2 separate regions of the Homo sapiens genome follow, and region 2 is linked to region 1. A link is a loop called in an ENCODE intact Hi-C map of the cell type or tissue named here. Cell type or tissue: gastrocnemius medialis. All regions are shown on one strand. Links, peaks and the distances in the headings refer to the core of each region. The heading gives the core; the rest is flanking DNA. Region 1 overlaps SYNE2 (spectrin repeat containing nuclear envelope protein 2). Region 2 overlaps SYNE2 (spectrin repeat containing nuclear envelope protein 2).

Region 1 (8,330 bases), core at 331-8,330:
AAGTAATGGTCGTGATTATTATTCCTGTATTGGTCGTGATTATTATTCCTGTATTGGTTTGTTGTTTATAGCAATGGCTGTTTCTTCTTAGTTACATTTCCCTCAGCTGCCTTGAGTTCTTGGCATGCTCTGGCTAGGCAGCTCCTGGGAGGGCAGCCTAGGGCAGCAGCGAGAGAAATTAAGGAGAGAATATTGTTACATCATTGGAGGAGATTCTGCCTTTGCATGCTCAAATCCAAGTCAGCTGATAATGGGCTGTTTGTGTCCAATTCAGAAACACTTCCTCTTGCTTAACAAGCAGGTGTCATTTTTAAAAAGAATAATAAGACAGGGGAAAGACCGCAGTCCCTGACCTCTGCTTTACATCCTTGGCTCATGTGGCTTGGCTATCCCTTCCTGTGATGACGCCTGTGTTCCTCACCTGGCCGGTTTCAAAATCTCAACCCTTTTGTTGTGTCTGAAGCCAGATGTATCACCACAAATCTGAAGGTTTTTTTTTTATTATTTTCATTCTGCACAAATAGGCCATACAGACAGAAGAAAGACAAAGAAAGCAGGGCTTTTCTAAAAGGGACACATTTATTTTTGGAGAGGCCCGAGATAACAGCCCAATCGGCTGTGTGATAACAGAAGAGTCAGTATGTGCGGTGAAAGATAAACACTTGGTAACGAATGCCCCTGGGAGGCAGATTCATCCTCTGTGCATTTCTGATTCTGTGATAATGATGCCAACCACCTCTACAGAGTGACAGGGATAACTAAAATTCTGTAAAACACTATGAAAATTCAAAGTGCTAACGCAGTAACCGTCTGGTAAGCTCAACAAATTGTTCTGATTTGTTTCGTGTGGATCATTTGAGGGGTGTTTGGAAGCATGCCAATTGAAACAGACCCTTTTCTTCCCATCACTGACATCTCATCTGCTTCCCTCTCCCTGGGCCTTAGCTGAGGCTTTATTTCTGCCATCAGCTTTGCCAGCTTATAAATGCTACCTAGACACTAAAGCACCACTGTATTCCTAGCAAGATACCCTTCAAAGGAAAGGGGCCCATCTCATTTCTTCACTGTTAATATGAAATGAATCCAGTTGTTCTTCAGATATCCTTCATATCTACAGATGGTAACTTAAAAACTGGCTCATTCTAGGGAAAGCTACTATTACCTCCAGGCACGGATGGTGGCAAAGAAGGCCCGCGAGTCCTGAATGGCAACCCACAGCAGGAAGACGGGGGACTGGCCGGTATCACAGAGCAGCAGTCAGGTACTGCCTGTAACTGGCAGTCGTCCAGAGAGGCAGAGTATGGTATTTAAGTCCTTGCTCAAGAGAACATTCATTAGATATTAACCAACTATACGATTCGCCAGAACTGGGGGACTTACCCTACAACAACCAATGTTATTTTTAAATCAGCGATTGGCATTCACGAACAAATTCCTAGGCTGTTCAGTGTAATTTGAAAACTATTCTTTAAATGTTGGTAAAATAAGCCTCCTGAGGAAGTGCAGGTTTTCACTTTCTATATTTGTGTGTAAAGATCAGACTTGAGGATGATGATCAGTGTTATCTCAAGTGTCTCTTCATTCGACCAGCCCAGTAATTATAAAAGTAATTACTCAACTAAATCTAAAGCTGACAGCATCGACCTGGTCATTTGTGGACCAAAGGAGAAAACTGAAAAAATTCAGCAGGAACTGAACTGTTGAGCTTGAAACTGTAGCACATAGACCTTCCACTTCATTCCAGCCTCTGTGGGAGTGTACGCCTCAGATCATGTGCTATTCCACATTCCAGGAGAAGAGAGAACTCCCAAAACCAGACCCTTCTGTCAGGGGAATCCCCTACAGTTTTTTTGTTTTTTTTTTTTTTTTTTTTAACCACCCTGACCCCTAATTAGCTGGAGGCAGAGAAATCTGTTGCATTATTGCTTTTTTTAATTGGCGATTTTTTAATTCCAGGTGCCTTCGACAGATGGGAGATGATTCAAGCACAGGAGCTTCACAATAAGCTCAAAATAAAACAAAATTTGCAACAGCTGAACTCTGATATCAGCGCCATCACTACTTGGCTGAAAAAAACTGAAGCAGAGCTGGAAATGTTAAAGATGGCAAAGCCTCCCTCTGATATCCAGGAAATAGAACTGAGAGTGAAGAGACTGCAGGTGAGTTAGAGGTGTGGTGGGGAAGAGGGATTCAGAATGTGCATGTGAACGCATTGCTATGCTGGACGAGCAGATCCCATGTATTCGTGGCATAGGCGCAGCTTGCAGATGGTGTATGTAGAGGTCACTCTCTTCCATTTCAGTTCCATAGTTGGCAAGGACATAGATGCAGATTTTTGTTTTCACATGGAAGAGTATCTGCAAATGATCCTGATCCCAGAGTACTGGGGAGGTGTGGCTCAGATCTCCAGAGATGGAAAAATCTGACATCCGAGGCATTTCTAGACTTTTCTGGAGGTGCTAGTGGACACTGTCAGGCAGTGTAAAACCACTCTTCCAAACTGTATGCTGCACAGTTACACGAAAGACTAGTGGTGGAATCTTCCTTGAAAGGGCTTGGGAAAGGACCGGCTCACCTACTGATGAATCCCGTGGCCTGACCTCATTACCCTTTTATGCAATTAGGATGTGTCACTTACATAAGTCCTGACCCCACTGGAACTAGCCCAGGGAGCTGCAAAGGGACAGTTTGAGCCCTGCGCTTTAAGGGTGCCATGAGCAGTAGCCTGAGACCCAGGGCAGGGGTTTTGGAGGATCCAGGTACCTTTCATATTTGTACTTTTATTTTACTATCTGTGTTAATATATTAGGGGTTACCATTCCTCCTAAGGAATAACATTTCTGGCATTTCTAGGAGCAAATGCAGAATAACCACATATACTTTATCTGGAAGACCTTTAGTCGGTCCAGAAACATTAAGCCAGTTGCAGAGCGGGGCCTGTAGAGGTCAGCAGGGTCTCCTCCCTCCAGCAGGCCTCTACTTTGGGGCCCTGTTGGCCAAGTTCACAGACCTTAAGGCAGCTCCCTCACCTGATGCTTTCCAGCCAGTCCCAGGCGAGGTCACTCTCATTTCTGTGGCCGCAGCTTGGAAAAGTGTGTGGAAAATTTGTTCCCTACTGAGGTTCAAAATGAGCCCCTCCTCCCTACTTTCAGAGCTCCTAACCTCATCTTTTCTCTCTCTGGTAGGAGATACTGAAAGCCTTTGACACTTACAAGGCATTAGTGGTCTCTGTCAACGTGAGCAGCAAGGAATTTCTGCAAACCGAGAGCCCCGAATCCACAGAGCTCCAAAGTAGACTCCGCCAGCTGAGCCTGCTCTGGGAAGCAGCACAGGGCGCAGTGGACAGCTGGAGAGGGGGCTTACGACAGTCGCTCATGCAGTGCCAGGTACGCTGACTCAGCAGCCCGCCTCCCAGAGCCGGTACCCAGGCCCACGTGGTAGGAGCAGCAGATATTTTTATCATCATCAGGCTGCTTCCGTGCAGCCAAATGTGGCTGGTGTCAGGAAACATGTGCTTTACCATTTGTTTCCACAGAGGCTCACCGGCCATCTCAGAGACCTACTCCCTGTCCCAGGTCTCGTCTCTGTTGCCCAGGCCCAGAGCCACTCCTGGAGTCAGGGTTCCTGCAGGCGACCTGTAGGTTAGAGATGCCACCCCACAACTCCTCTTTTTGTCCTTTTGCCAGAGTGATTAAGAGACCTGGCCTTGAAGCAGAGGAGCAGTTACTGCTTAATAGCCATGTGACTTTGAGCAAAGCATTGAACCTCCTAGACCTCAGTGTTCTCATCTGAAAATGGGAATCATTCCCATTTTCTTTTTAGAAAGAACCTTAAAAAGGTTCTTTTTAGGAGTAAATGAGGCAGTATGTATAATCCTAGCCCAGTACCTGACACAGTAAATGCACAGCGGGTGTGAGCTCTGCACCACTGCCTAGCTCTGGCTGTGTCTCAGGGAACGTGAGCCCACCCCAGCCTGTCCTGTTGGGTTGTTTCCCTCTGCCACTGGAACCCAGCAGAGAACCCAGCAGATTGGCTGAGGAATGCGTGTGGCCTTCATATATAAAATCAGCTGGGCATCCCAAAGCCCTACCTTCATAGTGGCACTTTTATTCGCGGCCTCCTGGCACTGTGCTGAGTGTCTTCCTTCTTTCCTCTTCCTCATTTTGGGGCCCTGGCATTTAGTTTAAAGCTGGTCCTCGTATTCAGTGGGTAAGGCCAGAAAAGCAAATGACTGTGATGGATTGGAAGCAGTAAGCCATGTTCCTGGCACACCCTCTTCCAGGGCTCTAAGACACGGCCGCGCTCTGATGTGTTGTTTTTTAAGGACTTCCACCAGTTGAGTCAAAATCTGCTGCTGTGGTTAGCGAGTGCCAAGAACCGGAGGCAGAAGGCTCATGTCACCGATCCAAAGGCAGACCCCCGGGCTCTCCTAGAGTGTCGGAGGGAACTAATGGTAAGTTTCCTCCCAAGGGCTCTGTACTGCCACCAGCCTCTGTCAGCCCCAGAGAGGCAGCACACTCAGGTAGCCTCGCCTAGTATTTCAGGAACTGTGCCAGTGGTGTTTGCCTGTAAATGCACGAGTTCAGCCCTAGTGTTCCTCCAGTTGGTGTTTACCGAGCTGCCCTTTGTAGTTCTGAAGCCAAATGACTTGCAGGAATGGAGAGCCACAGTCCACAGAACTGAGGACATAGGTGCTCTCGATATCCTGAGGAACTTAAGGCCATTTGAGTGGAAGTATTTTTCTCTCGTGAATCCTGCTCATTGGGGAGAAATATGGTGCTCATTTGCTTCACACCTGTGATGAGCTGAATGGGTTTTCTGTATCCACTATGGAAAAATCTTTCTTCTTGGAGGAGAGTCGTGTCCTGGTGTATTTGTCACTAACACACCAAGATGAGATTTCTGTATTCTCACTGGTGCTCAAGGTGACATTTTCATCCATAAATCTGTATGTGGTTTAAATATTTTAAATTTTAATCAGAGTGCTAGCCATTGTTTAAAAATACAGCTTCCTAAAATGTTTGCAAAGCAAAGCAGTGGCGTCCAGTAGAACTTTCTGAAGTGATAGAGATGACCTGTGTCTGCACTGTCTAATAACCTCATGTGGCTTAAAGCACCTGAAATGTGGCTATTATGACTGAAACTGAATTTTTAATTTTAGTTAATTTAAATAGCCACATGTAGGCCGGGCACGGTGGCTCCCAGCACTTTGGGAGCCTGAGACGGGCGGATCGCCTGAGGTCAGGAGTTCAAGACCAGTCTGGCCAACATGGTGAAACCCTGTCTCTACTAAAAATACAAAATAAAATAAAAATACAAGAAAAATTAGCTGGGCATGGTGGCAGGCGCCTGTAATCCCAGCTACCTGGGAGGCTGAGGCACGAGAATCGCTTGAACCCAGGAGGCGGAGGTTGCAGTGAGCCCAGATCGTGCCACTGTACTCCACCCTGGGCGACAGAGTGAGACTCCACCTCAAAAAAATAAATAAATGAATAGCCACATGTGTCTAGTGGCCATATTGCAAGCAAGATAACCACCCTTAACAATTAAAGCCCGTTTGCCTGGTATGAACCTCTATGGTTACGCTGCTGTTTCTCGGTTGATTGACTTTAGAGTTTCCCTTTACTTCCTTCCGTGGTGGATGAGGGACCTGGTCTTCCCACACCACTTGCCTCACTTCTTTCTTCTAATTTCTCCAGCATCACAATTGTCTTCAGAGTGAAAAGAAATTAAAAATAGGGGCAGGGCATAATACACTTGCTATCTAAATAGTGCTGGGCTGGAGGACACAGGCAGATATGAGAAATAGAGGATTCTCGAGTTGAGTACTACCCATCATTCATTCTGGAATTTTTCTGGTACTGAGAAAAACCTCCTGTGTCCACACTCGCTTCCCTTTGGACAGGTCACTGTTTCACACACTTTATCTGTTTTCAGCAACTGGAAAAGGAGCTGGTAGAACGTCAACCTCAAGTGGACATGTTACAGGAGATTTCAAACAGCCTTCTCATTAAGGGACATGGAGAAGACTGTATTGAAGCTGAAGAAAAGGTGCATGTTATTGAGAAGAAACTCAAACAGTTACGGGAGCAAGTGTCCCAAGATTTAATGGCCTTGCAGGGAACCCAGGTGAGTCTACTTGTAGCTTTTAACTGTAAAGATTGCCGTATTACATGCAGACAGGACAGCAGTGTTGTAGCAATGCTCTAAGACAGAGGCCAGAAGCAAGGGCCAGGTGGTCCGAGTGGGGCCTCATGTCGTGCCCTTTTTCTAGCTGTGTGGACTTAAAGAGCTGCATGAGCTCTTTGAATCTGTTTTGTCATTTTTAAAAGGGAGTGGCGGGATGACAATTTTTAAACTTTTTTTAAAGGAAGTGGCTAATTTTTGTATTTTTTGTAGAGAAGGGTTCTTGCCATGCTGCCCAGGCTGGTCTTGAACTCCTGACCTCAAGCAATGCAAAGTTCTGGCATTACAGGCATGAGCCACCATAGCTGGCCTACTTTAAAATGGGATCCAACTCAAAACAAAGGGAATACCCAGACTGTGGCCTCACCAGACTTAGGGCAGGTCTGTTTTCTCCTAAGCAGCCAAAACTAGACTCTCTTGATGGCCACATGATCTCATCACCGACCTGTGATGAGCTCACCATCTACTCAAACTGCTGCTGCTAAACTCAGTCTCCCCAGCTCTGTGCTATGGGTTGGTTTTTAATATGGGTTGGCTTTTCCTTGTTTACATTCCTTTTTGTCCGAAAAAGTCTGTTGTTGTTGGGAGTGAGAGCAATAGAAGAGCCCCTTCAGGAAAGATTTAAGGCTGGGCACAGTGGCTAATGCCTATAATCCCAGCACTTGGGGAGGCCAAGGCAGGTGGATCACTTAAGTCCAGGAGTTTGAGACCAGCCTGGGCAACATGGTGAAATCCCGTCTCTGCAAAAAAAAAAAAAAAAAAAAATACAAAACCAGGTGTGGTGGTGCATGCCTATAGTTCCAGCTACTCAGGAGGCTGAGGTAGAAGGATTGAGTTTGGGAGGTTGAGGCTGCAGTGACCTGTGATTGTGCCACTGCACTCCAGCCTGGGTGACACAGTGAGACTGTCTAAAACAAAACAAAACAAAAAAAGATTGATTTAAGGTAGGGGAGGGTGAGCTATATCATGAAGAATATGCATGAAACACATTTCTGTGCTCAACCTTTGGGGTCTGAATTTCAGAACCCAGCCTCACCCCTGCCCAGCTTCGACGAGGTAGACTCGGGGGACCAGCCTCCTGCAACATCCGTGCCAGCTCCCCGAGCAAAGGTAAGAAGCCCCTTCCTTCTGTGAGAACCTCACTGGTTATTTTTTAAAGTCACTAAGATGAGGGAAGCTTGGGATTCCAAGAGCCCATTAGCCATTTCAGGACAGCACAGGTCTCTGCTGACCCATAGAGAGGCTTACAGTCTGCCTCTAGTCACTCTTCTTTGGGATCACAGTAGGTTGTGAATGAGAGCTCTTATAGTGTCGCTAAAGGGGTTCCCTGATTTTGCCATTAAAAACTTCAACACACTTGACCCTGAAACTGAGTAGATTAACCTAATTATTTCCTACTTCAGGTGACGTTTAATCTCAATTGTATTACTCTAGTCTCCAAAGTTTGGCTGTAACACAACATAAAGGTGGTATATAATTTAAGGGAGGATTTTTTTTTTTTTTATCATTGATAGGACTAAACTGTCTTCAACTTACTAACTGGAGTTTCTTTACCCAGCAGTTCAGAGCAGTGAGAACTACAGAAGGCGAGGAGGAGACAGAGAGCAGGTAACGGGGCTTTACCGTGACAGCAGTGCGTTCCCCTGCTCCACACTCCCACTGACTCAGTCTTGCCAATGCCACTATCAAGGTCCTTGCAAAAATCTGGTTTTCTTTTGTCTGGAAAGGGCTGGTTTTCTCCTCTGAAACTGAACCCCAACTGTTGGCCCTATTTAAATCTCAGGTCTTGGATTTCTTACTTACATAAGCAGGGGCTTAGGTAATAGAGTGGGTTGTGCCTGTGGAGCCTCCCAATCAGCTCTCAACCTCCTCTGTTGGCAGGGTCCCCGGCAGCACACGGCCACAGCGCTCCTTCCTCTCAAGGGTGGTCCGGGCAGCCCTACCCCTGCAGCTGCTCCTCCTGCTGCTGCTGCTCCTGGCCTGCCTGCTGCCCTCCTCCGAAGAAGACTACAGCTGCACTCAGGCCAACAACTTTGCCCGGTCCTTTTACCCCATGCTGAGGTACACCAATGGGCCACCCCCCACATAGAGGGCATAGCTGGCCACAGTGCTACACCACCTGCCTGATTGCCAAGGGTGCCCAG
Region 2 (8,330 bases), core at 104-8,103, 110 kb before region 1:
TTATTAATTTACAGTTATGCTTTAGAGAAGACATATTTATTTAATAAGAAATACTTATAGTAATACTTTTTACACCCCCCCCCCCCCGCCAAAGTGTACAATTATAAAACATCCATTTAAATAAGTTTTGCTTTTAGAATTTGGGGCTATCATATAGAGAAGGTATTTTACAGGGATGCTACTGTGTAAAAAACAAGGGAACTCTGAATTAAAAGATCACAGAGCTGTGTGACCTTGGGTTAGTAACTTGGGTGCTTCTCAGAAGCAACATGGTAAAAAGGGAGGCATGTGGGCTGATTGAACATTCTGTGCACTTGGATTTCTTAGACTTTAAAAAGAGGTGGGTGAACTGATCTCTAGTGGGTTCCTCAGGCCACCCTCAGCTCTTGAAGCTGTATGGTTGGAAATATTCTTTTTGTCTTCTCTTCCCCTTTGGATTCTTTTCAGGTTCAAATAACTAGCAAAAAAAACCCAGATTAGTCATGCAGCTTGCTTATTTCCTCATTAATTTGGTGAGTTCATGAGAAAGCAGAGAAACTCAATACTGTCATTAAAAAAAGTGTGTGGAGGGCTGGGTGTGGTGGCTCATGCCTGTAATCCCAGCACTTTGAGAGGCCGAGGCAGGAGGATCACCTGAGCCCAGAAGTTAGAGACCCACTTGGGCAACATGGCAAGACCCCATCTCAAAAAAAAAAAAATGTGCGTGGCATATAACAGGTGCTCAAATAAAATTTTTGAATAAATAATGAAGGCAGGTGGTAAATCTGTGATTACAGATTAATATTAATAGATTGTCTTAGATTAATTAATATTAATAGATTGTTCTCTCAAGTGGCAAAAAAAGGAAAGGGAATTCCAAAATCTTTGTCTGTAGCAATATCTGAAAACTAGATATAGCAATATCTGAAAACTAGAAGGGAATTAATCAGATGACTAGAAATTGATATCTGGAAGTCTGGAAGCAAAATCACACAACTGTTGCTTTTTTTAAAAAAAAATCAGGGCCAGGCGCTGTGGCTTATGCCTGTAATCCCAGCACTTTGGGAGGTCTAGGCGGGTGGATCACTTGAGGCCAGGAGTTCAAGACCAGCCTGGCCAACATGACAAAACCCTGCCTCTACTAAAAATACAAAATTAGCCAGGTATGGTGGTGTGTGCTTGTAATCCCAGTTCCTTGGGAGGCCAAGACAGGAGAATCACTTGAACCTGGGAGGCGGAGGTTGCAGTGAGCCGAGATCATGCCACTGTACTCCAGCCTGGGTGACAGAGGGAAACTCTTCCCAAGAAGAAAAAAAAAGGTCAGGATTAAAAAAGAAAATTAAAACAGTTGAATCCAAGCATAGACTTGACTATATATGAAGTTCAGAAAAAGCACAACACAAGGAAAAGTTTCCTTGAGAAGGTTTTCAAGATTCTTGAAGAAAATTATAATAATAGATTAATGAAGGCAGGGAAGAAATGGCATTTTGGCAGAAAACAGCACATGTATGTGAAGATAATAGATGGTGAAAGGTAAAAAGTACAACCCAAGACACTTGTGCCAGACCAGCTTTCATAATACTCATCAGTGTGCATGAAAATGAACAGCATTCTCATGCCTGACACGTGTTTGTTACCACCTACCAATTTTGTTCGCTCTTTTACACTGAAAGTTCTATGTCTAAACAAAATTCCGTAAACATTGAAGAATGTGCATTTGAGTTAGGGTATATATTTGCAATCGATTCCCATTCAAAGTTTGTCACTTGGCTAGAATTACATTTTATTATTAGATGCTAACACGTTAACAAACTCTTATAGAAAACATTGTATTTTATCATAATCAATAAAATATTTTTTGAGAGCAAAAGGTTTATACAGCAAAACACAAATCCTTATTCCTAAAGGAATTTCTCTAGAAGTATCGATACTACTTTTTCCATATTCTGAGGAAGGATAGATAATACAGTGGGAGGTAAATACATCTCTCTATCCAATTATCTTTTGCCTCCAGGTTGAACATATCTAATATATAATTACTGGAATACTTTCATTTGGTATCTGGGAGAAAATTTTCCAATCAGTTGATAAACAACCCAGTTATTTCAATGTAAAAAGAACACACCACACTTTCTTTATACTGTGAGCATCTAGTCCTTAACTCAATCATATTCGAGTATGCAGAAGGGGAAGGAAGGTATTTTAGGGATTCCTTCTGAGGAATAGGAAAAAAGTTTCCAGGTTACCCCACTGAAGTTCATTACTTGACTCAAGCTGTTTTTATTAGGGAAAAATTTAGATAAGTAATACCATGTATGTTTTTAAAAAGCTAAAATTTTTATAATCTAACTATTTGAGAAGATGTCAAGTTAAAATTATGTGGTATATTTTATTGTATCCCTGCTGGGAGGTAAAGATCGTGTTCTGTTTTGTTTTGTTTTTCTGTTGGAATAGAGTGTGCAGCAATGTAAGCATTGCTTAATCATGTGTCACGTAACGCTAAACACTGGCCAATTCCCTTAAATGTTTCGGACACACACACACCCTGTCACTCACATTCTCACCTGTCTCCTGGGGCTCACCGGGTAGTGAACTGTGAGCCTGTTTGCGTCCTCTGTGCCCGGGAATACTGTACCTGCTTACTCGCAGATCGGCTGCTTGGAAACCTGTGGCACCAGGTCACGTGATTGTTGCTATGAGTGTGGAGGTGCATTTCTCTTTTCTTTCTTCCTTCTTCTGTCCTGATTTTGTTTCTTTTAACTGGGGAAATGTTGCAGGTTCCCAGGTCTTTGCAGGCCCAAGTCTGAAAACTTTGGACTCCCTGGCTTATCTTTGGATTTCTCTTAGGGCACCACACCTCCTATTGAGGCTGACACTCTGGACTCTTCTGACGCGCAAGGAGGTTTGGAGCCCAGGGTGGAGAAAACTAGGCCGGAGCCCACAGAAGTCCTGCATGCCTGCAAGACCCAGGTGGCCGAGCTGGAGCTGTGGCTGCAACAAGCCAACGTGGCAGTTGAGCCGGAAACATTAAACGCAGACATGCAGCAGGTGCTGGAACAGCAGCTGGTAGGGTGCCAGGTAAGACTGAGAAGTCAGAGTTCATGGTTTGCCTCTCCACCAATCATCTGCCAAGATTGGGTGAATTTCTCTTAAAGCAACACTGTTTTTCTTTCTGTTACTCTGACCCTTACATTTATCTTGGCCTCAGCTTTTAGTTCTCAGGGTAATTCTTTGAAATGCTTTATGGAACTATCTTATTTGAGGGGACAGTAGTGTTCAGAATCTAGGAGTCTAAATCCAGCTCTGTCACATTAGCTGTGAACTTCGGGAAGTGAACTTCTCAGCCTCATTTTCCTTATATAGTAGGTTATCTTATAGGATTTTTGTCAGGATTAAATAAGGTATTTAAAGTAGTGTCGCAGGATTTAAATAAGGTATTTAAAGCAGTGTCATAGGATATAAAGTTATCTCATAGGATTTTTGTCAGGATTAAATAGGTATATAAAGTATATAACAAGTGCTCAGTAAATGCTATTATTTTATTCAATTTTAGTAAGTAATTAGAATATTCATTCATCATAAATGAAACCAAAAGTATTAATTTGCAAAATTGAAGATACAGCATAAAAGGGCTTTGCAACCATTTTACTAGGAATGCCCTGGGTTTTGCTTGGGAGGGGCAGGGATATAAACTTCCTTGCCGCTAGTCGCTCTGAGTAAAGCTTGCCGGCTCAGCCCGAAGGTTGGGGTTTCTAATCCCTCCAGGGAGAGGCTAGAATGATGACATTGCAACAGCATAATCGAGTGTCACAAGAGCAGGGGCACGCGAGCTGCTTGCAAAGGCCTCTCTCCCAGCTGCACTTAGGAGACCAGACTTGTCTTTATCATATGGGCTTGTCTGCCAGGATGAAGACATCCTCTTGTCTCAGAGTTCGCATATCACTAGCCCTGCCACAGGGAGCGTTTCCTGCTGTAGCCTGTTATGTTGTTGTGGGAAGCCTGCCTTTGATCCACAGTTGTGCATTCTCCCCTTCTATGTAAGCCCATAGTCTTAACAACATCCAGGAACCAGACAGACAGGCCAGCCTCCTTTTCTGTGCATCTCGGCACCTCTGATCTCAAAAGTCAGTTCTTTTTTTTTTTTTTCGGGGTCTCACCCTGTCACCCAAGCTGGAGTGCAGTGGAGCAATCATAGCTCATTGCAGCCTCGACTTCCTGGGCTCAGGTGATCCTCCCACCTCAGCTTCCTGGGTAGCTGGGACTACAGCCCTGCACCACCACACCCGGCTACTTTTTGTATTTTTTTGTAGAGATGAGAGGTCTCACTATATTGCCCAGGCTGGTCTCGAACTCCTGGGCTCAAGCGATCCACCCAAGTCAGCCTCCCAAAGTGCTGGATTACAGGCGTGAGCTATCATGCCCAGCCCAAAAGTCAGTTCTAAAGGGATAGGTTCACTCAGATACTGGCACTGCCGCTTGGCCTGGCTGATGAGGCCCAGGGGAGCCTGTGAATGCCATAGAGCGTCATACAGCACAGAGCAATGCTATGCTAAACTCAACTCGAGGCAGTCCAGATTTTGAGTCCCACCCACTTAAGGCCATTCAGGATTGATTTGCCAACTGATTATCTACTGACTGGGTAGACCCTATGCCAACTCGTTGATTATCACCAGAATCCCATCTTCATTGCCACTTGTAGTGAGTTCAAGGATTTCCAGGCTGCTCAAGGAAAAGACATGACTACCAGGTGGCAGTTGCACCCAACAAGCTTTATTTGGGCAGCATTTTGGCAAGATTATGATCGTGAGAGACAGGGAAGCTCTTTACTGCAGGAGACCTTCCAGAGGCTAAGGCATAGACTGGGGGTCAGGCCACCACCCAGAGGGGGAGGAAGGCAAGGGAACTCCCAGGGGAGAGGAGAAACGGAGAGGGAACTTATGTGTCTAGCGATGTCTCAGCACAGTGGAGGGTCTCTGGGTCAGAGAGCGCCGAAGGGCAGCAGAGGCTTGGGATTTTTTTATAGCCCAGGGTTAGTCTTATCCGTGGCTGGCAGATGTTGGGTGCAGTTTTCAGGGGTATGCAAAGCAGACAGGCTCTAAATGGATTAAAATATGCTTATTTGGGCTGCATTTAAAGCCGTCAAATGTGTAAAAATTTGAGTCTGGTGCTGGCACTTTTTGAACTTACTGCTTCTGACCTGCTTTGAAGAAAAACCACATGGGGCCAACATACAAAGGCATCTTTGGCTCATTTATATAACATAACACAATAAAGTTATTATTGAAACATATAAAAACCTTAAAGTGGTCTGTAAAAACACAAAATTCCAGTGGAAAAATGGCCAAAGGACAGGAGCAAACAGTTCAGTGAAGATTATGGACCAGGAGTGGTGGCTCACGCCTGTAATCCCAGCACTTTGGGAGGCCAAGGCGGGTGGATTGCTTGAGGCCAGGAGTTTGAGACCAGCCTGGGCAACATAGTTACACCTTGTCTCTACAAAATAATTTAAAAAAAAATTAAAAAATAAACTAGCTGGGCATGGTGGTGTGTATCTGTAGTCCCAGCTACCTGGGAGGCTGAGGCACTAATATCTCTTAAGCCCAAGAATTCAAGGCTGCAGTGAGCTATGATTGCACCACTGCATTCCAGCCTGGGCAAGAGAGTAAGACACTGTCAAAAAAAAGAAAGAGAAAGGAAAGAAGGGAGGGAGGGAGGGAGGGAGGATTATGCTTAGTAATGTAATATTTGAGAATTGTTTAATTTTGATTATTAAAGACATAAATTAAAACAGCTGTCACATTACATTAAAAAAATATCATTCTGGAAAAATAGATACTCTAATGTCTGGTAGTTCTATCTAATTGGCTCAATGTTTTGGGAGGTCAGTTGTCAACATATAAGCTGTTCATCTTCTTTGAGTTAAAAGTACCATTACTTTTTTTTTGAGGTGAAGTCTCGCTCTCACCCAGGCTGGAGTGCAGTGGCACAGTCTCGGCACACTGCAACTTCTGCCTCCTGGGTTCAAGTGATTCTCCTGCCTCAGCCTCCCAAGTAGCTGGGATTACAGGCATGCACCACAGCATCTGGCTAATTTTTGTATTTTTAGTAGAAACGGTTTCCCCATGTTGGCCAGGGTGATCTCGAACTCCTGACCTCAGGTGATCCACCTGCCTTGGCCTCCCAAAGTGCCGAGATTACAGGCATGAGCCACCGTGCCCGGCCAGTACCATTACTTTTAATTTACCTTCTGAAAATAATCCCAAATGAGAAAAATAATTATAGAAGCATTGATTACAAAAGTGAAGAACTAGAAACAAAGGGGTAACAAGAGGGAAATTGGTAAGTGAATCATGGGATATCAACTTGTAGCTGTTAAAATGAAAATCATGAAACGTGTGGAGACAGATGAAAAAGTATGTAATAGTTAAGTGGGAAAAACAGAGCATAAAATTATGCTACATTTTGTTTATAGCCACTGTACAGTCTATGGGTACATATTGTTTAAACTTAGAAGAATCTATAGAGGACATAAGTAGAGTAGTCCCACCTTTGTCTGTGGGGGTTGTGTTACAAGACCCCCAATGGATGCCTGAAACCGTGGATAGTACCAAACTCTGTGTGTATTATGTTTTTTCGATCTGACAACTGAGATGGCTACAGAGTGAGTATCCCTTATCCCCAAATGCTTGGAACTAGAAGTATTTTGCATTTGGTTTTTTGGGAGGGATTTTGGAATATTTGCAAATACATAATGAGATATCTTAGAGAGAGGACCCAAGTCTAAACACTAAATTAATTAATTAATTTCTTTATTTATATTAGAGTTAACAGGGTCTTGCTCTGTTACCCAGGCTGGAGTGCAGTAGCATGATCATGGCTCACTGCAGCCTTGACCTGACGGGCTCAGGCAATCCTCCTGCCCCAGTCTCCGGAATAGCTGGGACTACAGGCGTACACCACCATGCCTGGCTAATTTTATTTTTTGTAGACTCAGGGTCTCACTGTGTTGCCCAGGCTGGTCTCAAACTCCTGGCCTCAAGTGAGCCTCCTGCCTCAGCCTCCCGAAGTGCTGGGATTACAGGTATGAGCCACCATGCTAGGCCTCAATTTATGTTTTATCTATACCTCATATACATATCCTGAAGGTTATTTTATATAATAACTTTAATAATTTTATACATGAAACAGAGTTCAACTGTGACCCATCACATGAGGTTGGGTGTGGAATTTTCCACTTCTGGCATGGTGCATAAAAAGTTTCAGGTTTTGGAGCATTTTGGGATTTTGGATTTTCAGATTAGGTATACTCAACCTCTACTAAGTAACTAATGAGCCGAGTGCTGGAGTATGAATATGCTGGACAAAGGGATGATTCACATCCTGGGCGGGATGGAGCAGGATGGTGTGCAATTTTATCACGCTACTCAGGTGGTGCAAAATTTAAAATGTATGAATTATTTATTTCTGGAATTTTCCATTTAATATTTTTGAGCCCTGATTGACTGCAGGTAACTGAAACCACAGAAAGTAAAAGCATAGATAAAGGGGCCTGTTACAGCTTGCTTGGATGAAGGAGTTATAGGATAAATTATTTGCAATTTTGTTTTAAGAATAGAGTTCGTCCTTAAGGAAAATTTTTAATTCCTTAAATTCGCTCAATGAATGGAACTTGTTCTTAGTCACGCACCGAGTTTTAGTACAAATGATCATGGTGCTGGAATGTGAGTTTGTCTGTTGCTGCTGACGTGAGTGCCCAGCCAGCTGGCATGACCGAGCAGGCTGCTGAGCCCCAGGAGAGGGCAAACTTGATCTGTTGAGCAGGAATACAATGACCGAGACTTACTGGGAAACTTACTTCATCCAGCTGATATATTTTTAGATTTGTGTGAATTGGCCGGTTGTATCAATAACTAAATATTTCAGGTTCCAAATTATTTCTTCTATGGTGTTGTGAGAGTTTGGAGGCTTATTTGTCTTGAGAAAGAGAAGGAAAAGAGCAAGGGAAATAATTTTCAAACAGTTACGTGGAATTCTTTTTTAAATTCCTACTCCACACTTGGATTGCAACATAAAAGATTAGGAAGGTAGGCGAGGCATGGTGGTTCATGCCTGTAATCCCAGCACTTTGGGAGGCCTAGGTGGGCAGATCACGAGGTCAGGAGTTTGAGACCAGCCTGGCCAAAATGGCGAAACGCCATCTCTACTAAAAATACAAAAATTAGCTGGGCGTGGTGGCGCACTCTTGTAATCCCAGCTACTCGGGAGGCTGAGGCAGGAGAATTACTTGAACCTGGGAGGTGGAGGTTGCAGTGAGCCGAGATCACACCACTGCACTCTATCCTGGGCAACAG

The links. Peaks named below come from ENCODE experiments on the same cell type or tissue, not always from the same donor. Only the 100,000 strongest peaks of a DNase experiment are listed, where the experiment ranks them.
Region 2: a loop joins it to region 1, with 6 times the contacts of the local background. A loop is called at or near these places in 2 of 110 quality-filtered maps.

The regions. Positions count from the first base shown.
Region 1 is chr14:64,217,252-64,225,581 of GRCh38, forward strand. It overlaps SYNE2 (spectrin repeat containing nuclear envelope protein 2), which reads left to right. Exons shown (of 116, transcript NM_182914.3): 109 at 1,147-1,261; 110 at 1,957-2,159; 111 at 3,186-3,386; 112 at 4,325-4,453; 113 at 5,938-6,129; 114 at 7,210-7,296; 115 at 7,748-7,794; 116 at 8,068-8,330. The coding sequence ends at 8,275. Among named protein-coding and RNA genes, the nearest start is that of ESR2, 73 kb to the right of the region's middle. RefSeq lists enhancers at 7,728-8,229, 8,230-8,330. In gastrocnemius medialis, for the core only: no CTCF peak of the experiment used is centred there; DNase peaks (open chromatin) are centred at 390, 1,260, 3,430, 4,570 and 3 weaker places; H3K4me3 peaks cover 1,119 bases; H3K27ac peaks cover 8,000 bases.
Region 2 is chr14:64,110,515-64,118,844 of GRCh38, forward strand. SYNE2 (spectrin repeat containing nuclear envelope protein 2) reads left to right here. Exons shown (of 116, transcript NM_182914.3): 66 at 2,827-3,057. Among named protein-coding and RNA genes, the nearest start is that of MIR548H1, 20 kb to the left of the region's middle. RefSeq lists a cis regulatory region at 4,596-4,891 and a silencer at 4,646-4,833. In gastrocnemius medialis, for the core only: CTCF peaks have their summits at 3,671 and 3,878; DNase peaks (open chromatin) are centred at 2,577, 3,017, 3,817, 7,737 and 1 weaker place; H3K4me3 peaks cover 2,029 bases; H3K27ac peaks cover 7,780 bases.